Linked DNA regions of Homo sapiens: region 2 is linked to region 1. A link is a contact called in ENCODE Hi-C or POLR2A ChIA-PET data. All regions are on one chromosome and are shown on one strand. The core of a region is the stretch at or near the end of the contact, and the rest is flanking DNA. Distances in the headings are between cores, read along the strand shown.

Region 1 (3,981 bases), core at 1,003-3,502:
ACTTTACTAGTTCATGGGGTTAGACAGTGACTATGAGAGAGAAGTGGACTTCTGGGAATTTGTATTCTAGTAAAGAAAATAGACAAGTAAATAAACAGTTACGGTTACTTGTGCCGTGTATGGAAGGCTTTGGAAAAACATAAAATGGGCCTAAAATTGAGACTTAAACAATTATTAAAGGATTCCTAGAGGGAGTGATGTCCAGTAATCTAATTACGACACTGCTTTCCCTGTTATTGCTTCCTGGTAAAGTGGAATTTATATATTTTTTGCGACTTTTAAACTTCAACTAGGCTTCATTTCTAATAATAAAATAATAACATTGTTAATTAGAACAAATACAACCACCACTCTGACTGGTACTACTATGATGACCATTTCTTACATGTGTCCTATGTGCCAAGTACTCTACCTGATACTGCTCAGACTTTATATCTTGCTCCTCACGATAAGCCTACAAGGTAGAGGTTGTTTCCCCATTCTGCATGAGGGAATTGAAGGCAGAAAGAATAATGTTTCCACAATCACATAACTAATCTCATAGCAAGATTTGAAATTGAGTCTGCCTCCAAGGTTCATATATCTTTTCTCTAGGCCAGTGGTTCTCAACCAGGGGTGATTTGACCCCTCAGGGGACATTTGGCAATGTCTGGGGACAGTTTTGTTTATTGCTTCTGGGGAAAGGGAAATGGCACTGGCCTGTGGTGGGTAGAGGCCAGGGATGCTGCCAAACACCTTACAATGCCCAGGCCAACCCCCTGCAACAAAGAATTATCCAGCTTCAAATGTCAAATGTCAGTAGCACTGAAGGTGAGAAACCCTATTCTCTCCTGGAACACCTCCAGTGATATTATTTCTCTTCATCAATTCAGCTTATTTCTATAGAAGCCAAAAAGCAGCCCACAATAAGGGTTTTGCTGATACATTAGTACTTTGTTGAAATGTGTTTTGTGAAATTGACTCTTCAGTAAAAGTAGTTGTGAGATTAAGAAAATAATAGAAGTGAAGCCTGAGGAGTAGGGAGGACAGGATGGTTTCTAGCTCATCTATTTCAGAGTCAAGCCACACGGGACAACTTGGCCGTCTTTCAGCACATCATGCACATTCCACCTCCTTTCCTTTGTTACTCATCCATCAGCACTCAGTCTAAATGTTACTTTGTGGAAACATCTCCAAATTTAATCCATTCTTAGAAAAGCACCAATCACTCTCTATGCTGTATCTGTGAAATACTTTACAACTATTTCAGTTTTTTCACCAAATCATGTTCACGTTTGTATGCCCATCATCCAGCATGAAATCCACATAGCTGGTCTTCACTAAATCAATGTAATTATTTAATTACTATTATTAGTAATTAAGATAATAAATATAAGAGGGTTTTGAAAAATCCAGAATAAGAATTGGTAAATATAGGTGAGGGAGACTTTAAGAAAATATAGATTCCCATGCCCTACCCTGCTGAGGATGCCTGGAATCTTGTTCTAAGTGTGGAAAATGTCACCTGGTACCCAGAGGAGACAGCCTGGGGGGATGAGTTGGCACTGAGGACACTGGGGTCAGAAGCAGTATTGATGTGTTTCTGCCAAGTAGGCAGATCAGACCAGAGCAGAACCGTGCTGCGCAGGAGCCAGGCCAGGCGCTGGCCAAAAGCTGGGGGCAGGAGGGAGCTTGTCCAAAATGAGAGAGAATATGGATCCAAAGAGGCAGACGGTCTGCAAGAAATTGGGGGTGGGGGGGGATTAGAAATGCAGATAAAGTCATGCCGTGGAATCTGGAAGGAGAAAACCGTGCCAGTCCCTGAGCAGATAGAGCAAGGACAACTCTGGGAGTTCCTGGATGTGAATCACAGAGGGCAGAGGAAGAACGTATTCATGGGATTGCAAGTTTATTGTTTTAAGTTGAGGTTCGGTTTAATGCGACCCACTACTGCCTGAGACCTCGGCAGTTCATGAGCCGTGGCAACAGCTCATGTGATGGAGGGAGGGGCAGAGAGCATACGTGGGGGGAAGGATAACTGAGTTTCCTGTTCCCAGGCTCCAAGGCTTTCTTGGAGTGCTGTGATTCTCTGGACTGCAGAAGGCTGGCCTTAGCTGAGAGACCAGACTTTGACTCTGTGGAAGAAAACCGAGAGAATCCAGGGCCTGGTGCTATTGCCAGCTCCCCATGTGTCCCCAGTTTTTAAATCTTGTGCCACACGTCAGTGTATATGGCTGTGAACCTGCCATGAAACCATAATATTTTGAGTTTAATACATACACTCCTGTTTGGATAATGAGTAATCATAGGCTTTAGAACTAAAAGGCTGCTCAAAGATTCTGTATACCAAATTCTTCAATTTGCAGATGAGAAAACTGAGGCCCAGACAATGGTGAATCATCCAAAGTTACCCCAGCATATTACTTTCAGAGTCAAATTTAGAATCTGAGTGACCTAGTTCATCAGCCAGGGTCCCCGCCCCATTGTACTACACTGTCTCCAGATTAGGAAAAGGGAATGACTCCTGATTTGTTATTCCATTTTATACCTTATATCCCATTTAATGGCCACAGGCAGCTTCACTGGTGGTTATTAAATAGGTAATTTAGTTTTCCTGAGCCACACTTGAGTAAATCTCTTTGTTTTGTTGTCACAATCTACAAAAAGCTCCAAAGAATCTCCTCCAGAGCTGGAAATAATAAAAACACCTGCTATTCGAGTTCCTTCCAAAGAGCTCAAAGCAGTTATTTTTATTTCACCTACCAATCGTTGAATACCTATGCTGTGCCAAGTGTTTTGCTAGGTACTTGACTATTCACTATTGTGAGCTCACAACCACACTGTGAGCTACAATTATTTTTGGACTTTAACATACAAGGATGAAGGTTTAAGAACCTGCCAAAGGTTACATTTTAATAAATTATAAAGTTGGGTTCCTGGACCCACCGATTGCAGAGCCTATGAGCTCTCCCGTGTTGACCTGGCTAGTGAATCTATTTGTGTGTAGGTATGTTTGTGCCTTTACTTACGTTAGCCCATACTTACACCAATGCATATTTGTATCTATAGTGGAAGATAGAGCTTCTGCTTAATATCCTTCTGGACGTTTGTAGATCTATTTTATGGATGAGAAAGTTGAGGCCCAGGGTGGAGAAGTGACTCTAATAAAGTGTATTTAAAGCAGCACAGGAGTCTGGGTTCCATCAATCATGGGGAATAAGGCCAGGCTTATTAGATCAGGGTAGGAATGGGATGCGTAGCTATTGGGGTTGTGTGGTGGAGAGATAAACAATATTAATGTTGACGTTAATTTTGTTTACTAAATTTGTTAATTAATGCTTACAATCTCAATCTCAAAGATTAATCTTAATCTTTTTGTAGTGACTTGCTGTTTTTAAACTACCCTTGGAATAGGGAAGGTATTTTTACCTCCCACGAATGGTTGGGAAAACTGACCTTCGAGGAGGTGAAGGGATTTGCCTAAGGTTACAGGACCAGGAAGACTGGATCCAAGACTCAAACCCTTATTTGTGTGCCTCTGTCTTCACATCAGCTTTAGTGCAACCCTTGCATCAAACAATGGAAAAGTAGTACCTAGTAAATGGAGCAAGGTGTCTTATTCTGTGCCCAGAGCCTCTCATTTTAAACAAGCTCTGATCATCTCATCTACTACAGAACTGTATCTGGTATTCTGGGGCCATTTTTAAACAGAAGGTTTCACTTATTCTCTCCTGTATTAGTATATGGCCGAGAAAATTAGCTGAGCTGTTATTTTCCTTTGCTGAACTGGGGAACAAAAACAAAAAAACACACAGTAATCCAGCCACTGGTTCTGACACTGCCAAGCACCTGTTAGGAGGACTTCCTACTCCAAGTTCAAAAGGTACGGACTGCTAGAAAAGTGTGTGTTTGGGGGCCCAGAGTCTAAGATTGCACTTGCGTCACTGGCTGCAAGAGTAGGATCAGGTCCACTGTTTTTCATGGCACAAAAACTCAACAGAT
Region 2 (3,981 bases), core at 889-3,388, 240 kb after region 1:
TGAATTGGAGAGGTCTTAAATATTTTATCCTCAAGTACAGGTGCGAAGTGAGTTCCATTCCGTGATTGCTATCTTTAGGGAAGTAGACAATGTACTCAGCGGCTGGTTATGTTCCCTGCTTCTGCCCTGTGTCCAGATAGTGAGGAGGGGAAATAATTCTTCCCACTTACCCCTGGAGGCAGTCACAGAACTGCTTTGCCTTTTGGGTTGTTTATGCCCCAGAGGCCTCAATACACAAGTATTTATTAAGCCCAGGAGGTGTGGTCATAATTGAAACTTTAAATGTTCACTGTGTTTTATTCCTATTTTTGTGTTTTATTCTTATTACCAAAGAAAAGTAAGTTGAAAAAAAAGAGGACTAACCAAATATCTTAAAGGGAAGCAAATTCAAATTAGAATGTTTTGCCTGTGACAAGCCTCGCTTTGGATTTCGCTTTCCAACTCAGCTGTCTATGTTGTTTTCCATTTAATAGGAAGCAATGGCAAAAATGAGCAAAGTTGGGAAAGTTGTGTTCCCGAGACTACAGGATAAAAAGTAAGTGTGTATTTTTTATATGTACAGTGCTAAGGAAGTGAGCACATACACACACACATGCAACTATAGATCTGGAATAAACTCAGGTGGTCAACTAATCCAGTCCTTTAATTTGTGGTTAAGAAAACTAAGTTCCAGGGAGGTAATGTCACCTTCACTTACCTAAGGCTGCAGAACTATGTAGGGCCAGAGCTGGGGGTGAATGTAAGCTTCTGAACTCTCAGACCAATGTTCTTTTTCCCAGGTAATTGGCAGCAAATCTGCTCTTCTCTGTTCTAAAGTAGGGATCTCTTATATCTCCATCAAAGGACCCAGTAGAATCTGCTCATTCTTTTACTCTTTGTATCACTTGGCATCAAAGGCTAAAAAATGACATTGGTCAGTATTTTAATCCCAATTCAACAAAATATTAGTTTACTGAATTCCTGCTATATTCAAGGCATTATGCTGGGCTCCAGGCAGGTGTTACAGGGGAATAAAACACAATTTAATTTAGGCACATAAGATTATTTTAGAACAACGGGATAAGTTCCACAATTGAAGTATTGCCAGGTGACAAAGTTGCCCAAGGAAGAAAGAGATGGGAGCCTGTAGAGATGAGAGAATGCTTTTGGGAGGAGGTTATGTCCAAGCTAACTTTAAGCTCTTGTAAGAAATTGGTAGACAGGCCAAGGCAAGAAAGAACATTCATAGTAGAAGGAATAACATGTACAGTTATAAAAGTGGGAGCAGCATAGTACATTCAGGTTACTATAAACAACTCATAATCCAGAAACACAAAGTATGAGATGGGGAATGGCAGGAAGTGGGACTAGGGAAGGATAGAATTGGGTAGGGGGAGGTCAGCTCATAAATACCTTGGAGGCCATGCTGAAGACCTCCAACCTCATCCTATAGGCAGAACAGAGATGCTGAATTCTAAGCAGTGGTGAGATCTGGTCAGATGCAGATCAGAAAAATCCCTCTTAAAGGATCCAGTACAGGGGGCTCAGGGTAGAAATAGAGGGTCCAGATAAAAGGCTTTTTCAAGAATCCAGGCTAGAGATGTAAAAGACCTCTATTAATTTGCTGGTAGTGATTTTGAAGATGAAGGGGCTGTTGTGGAAGTGCTTTTATAATTTTAGGGAAGTATTCGAGGTTAAGACCTAAAAGCAAATTCCACTTAACATGATGAACAGGCAAATGTGCAGATCCCACTGAAGCAGGATCAGTATTTAACAGAATTGGAAATGTTCATGGAAAAGCAATCCACTTTCTTTTCATTTCCTTTAACTCCACATAGAGTCAGGCTGCTAACCCTCCGAATATAAACCCTTCTCTAAAGGCCAGGGTGGAAGGTACAGGCATTGCGTAGGGGAGCTCCATGCAGGAAGGTGGAGAGATCTGAGTTCCCACTGGCAGTAGGAGCTATGGGCTGCTGTCCCTGTTTCTGTTCCCTGGAGGCAGCTGGAGCATCCCTCTTTTTGTGAAATTAGAAAGATTGTCTTTCTCCATCTCTTCCCTGACCCTCCCAAGACTTTTCAGGGAAGTTTTTAAGTTTTTTCCGTAAACCCCACGTGTTCAGAGAGTCCTCCGCTGCTTGCTGGGAGCTGGCAGCTGGCAGCTGTTCTCTGCGAAGGAGGCGGCACACACGGTGCTTTAGCACCATCTGCAGGCAACCCAGAGATTTGCAAGGAGACAGGAGAAGCCAGTTTCCTTCTGAGCCAACCTCATCTCATTGCCTAATAGATCACACTGTTAACGATGTGGGACGACATTTACTTAGGCCTCTGCCACACAGAAGCAGGGACTGAGTTGAGGCACATTTTGAAGAGAGGGGATTCAGCTGATTTTAAAATTCACAGTCACGGAGAGTGTAATTTAGTGACTATAGTTTAATAATAAATGTTTAGGATGACCCCAAATTGCATTATTATGTTCAGTCCAAATTTATATGTGGCTCTGGAAGAGTCACTTAAATGTGCTTTGAGAAATTTGGTGCATTGAAAGACACTATCAACAGAGTAAAAAGGCAACTCACAGAATGGGAGAAAACATTTGCTTATCATACATCCAGTAAGGGATTGATATCCAGAATATATAAATGTATAAAGAACTCCTAAAACTCAACAACAACAAAAAAGCAAAAACAACCCAATTCAAAAGTGGGCAAAGGACTTGAATGAATATTTCCCCAAAGAAGATTTATAAATGACCAGTAAGCACGTGATAGGGTATTCAACAGCACTATTAGGAAAATCAAAACTACCGTGAGGTACCACCTCACACATTAGGATGCTACTATTTTAAAACAGAAAACAACAAATGTTGGCAAGGATGTGGAGAAATTGGAAGCTCTGTGCATAGTTGGTGAGAATGTAACATAGTATCGCTGCTGCAGAAAACACTATGGCCATTCTTCAAGAAATTAAGAATAGAATTAACATGTGATTCAGGAATTGTATTTCTGAGTATATACCCAAAAGAACTGAAAGTAGGGTATGGAAGAGATATTTCTACATTCATGTTCACAGCAACATTATTCATGATAGCGAAAATCATGAGAGCAACCTAAGTGTTCATTAGTAGATGAACATATAAATGAAGAATGATATGTGCATACAATGGAGTATTATTCAGCCTTAGAAAGAAGCAATTTCTGACATGCCACACATCAGTGAACCTTGAGGATATTATTCTAAGTGAAATAAGATAACCACAAAAAGACAAATACTGCATGATTCCACCTATGTAAAGAATAAGGCCAGTGCACAAAGTTGTGGCAAAGTTGTCAGTATTAACATTGTAAATCAAGTGTGTGTGAAGGGGTGCTCACCTTAGCTCCCTTCTAGATATTTTGAGATTCTAAAGTCAAGAAATCTATCTCATGTAGTGAAAGAATTCCTTACCGTTATATTGTCACAGAGCATCATTAGTAGGAGCAAATTGTTCCTAAAATAATTCTACAACTAATAAATTTGGATGCTCATAGAGTAGGTCTTAGTAGTACCTACATATAGCTATATTGATGATATTAAAATATTAATTATCTAAAATTTAGTAACTAGCATTTATATCACTTATTATGAGTCAGGTACTGTTCTAAATGCTTTTCATTTATTTCCACATTTAATCTACAACAGCTCTGCTGAAGTAGATCCCATAATTATCCCCATTTACAGATGGAGAAATTTAGGCAGAAATAGTTTAAGTAACATATCCAAAGTCACACAGCTAATGTTAGGCCACATTAAGATTCCAACCCAGGCTTTGGAGTTCGCCTTTTAACCCTGTGCTTGGCCCCGTCACAACTCCTACGTTACCAGAATGCTTACAGTCTAATAAATATTGGGTAGGGGACTCCTACTAACATAGCTATGTGTGACAAGTAGAAGTCCCTGTGTGTATCCAAGGTTACTCTTACAACCTCTCTCTGCCAATGCACAACTTTGCACCAAAATTTCATC

The links. Hi-C counts contacts between places; a loop is a spot of excess contacts on that map. ChIA-PET counts read pairs that join two places held with the same protein, here RNA polymerase II (POLR2A). Pooled maps may share reads with other maps.
Region 2: a loop to region 1 is called in a map of A673, with 2.1 times the contacts of the local background. The contact joins two enhancer-like sites. A Hi-C loop is called at or near these places in 1 of 168 maps with a recorded cell type or tissue (A673) and 4 of 50 pooled maps. POLR2A ChIA-PET finds 5 or more read pairs at or near these places in 1 of 52 experiments (PC-9).

The regions. Positions count from the first base shown.
Region 1 is chr1:59,519,304-59,523,284 of GRCh38, forward strand. The region is part of intron 7 of FGGY (FGGY carbohydrate kinase domain containing); the gene reads left to right. Among named protein-coding and RNA genes, the nearest start is that of MIR4711, 210 kb to the right of the region's middle. Within about 2 kb of position 2,253, at least 12 of the 41 ENCODE cell types and tissues checked have a DNase peak (open chromatin) inside an H3K27ac peak, as active enhancers do.
Region 2 is chr1:59,757,458-59,761,438 of GRCh38, forward strand. FGGY (FGGY carbohydrate kinase domain containing) reads left to right here. Exons shown (of 16, transcript NM_018291.5): 15 at 474-535. Among named protein-coding and RNA genes, the nearest start is that of MIR4711, 26 kb to the left of the region's middle. Within about 2 kb of position 2,139, at least 15 of the 41 ENCODE cell types and tissues checked have a DNase peak (open chromatin) inside an H3K27ac peak, as active enhancers do.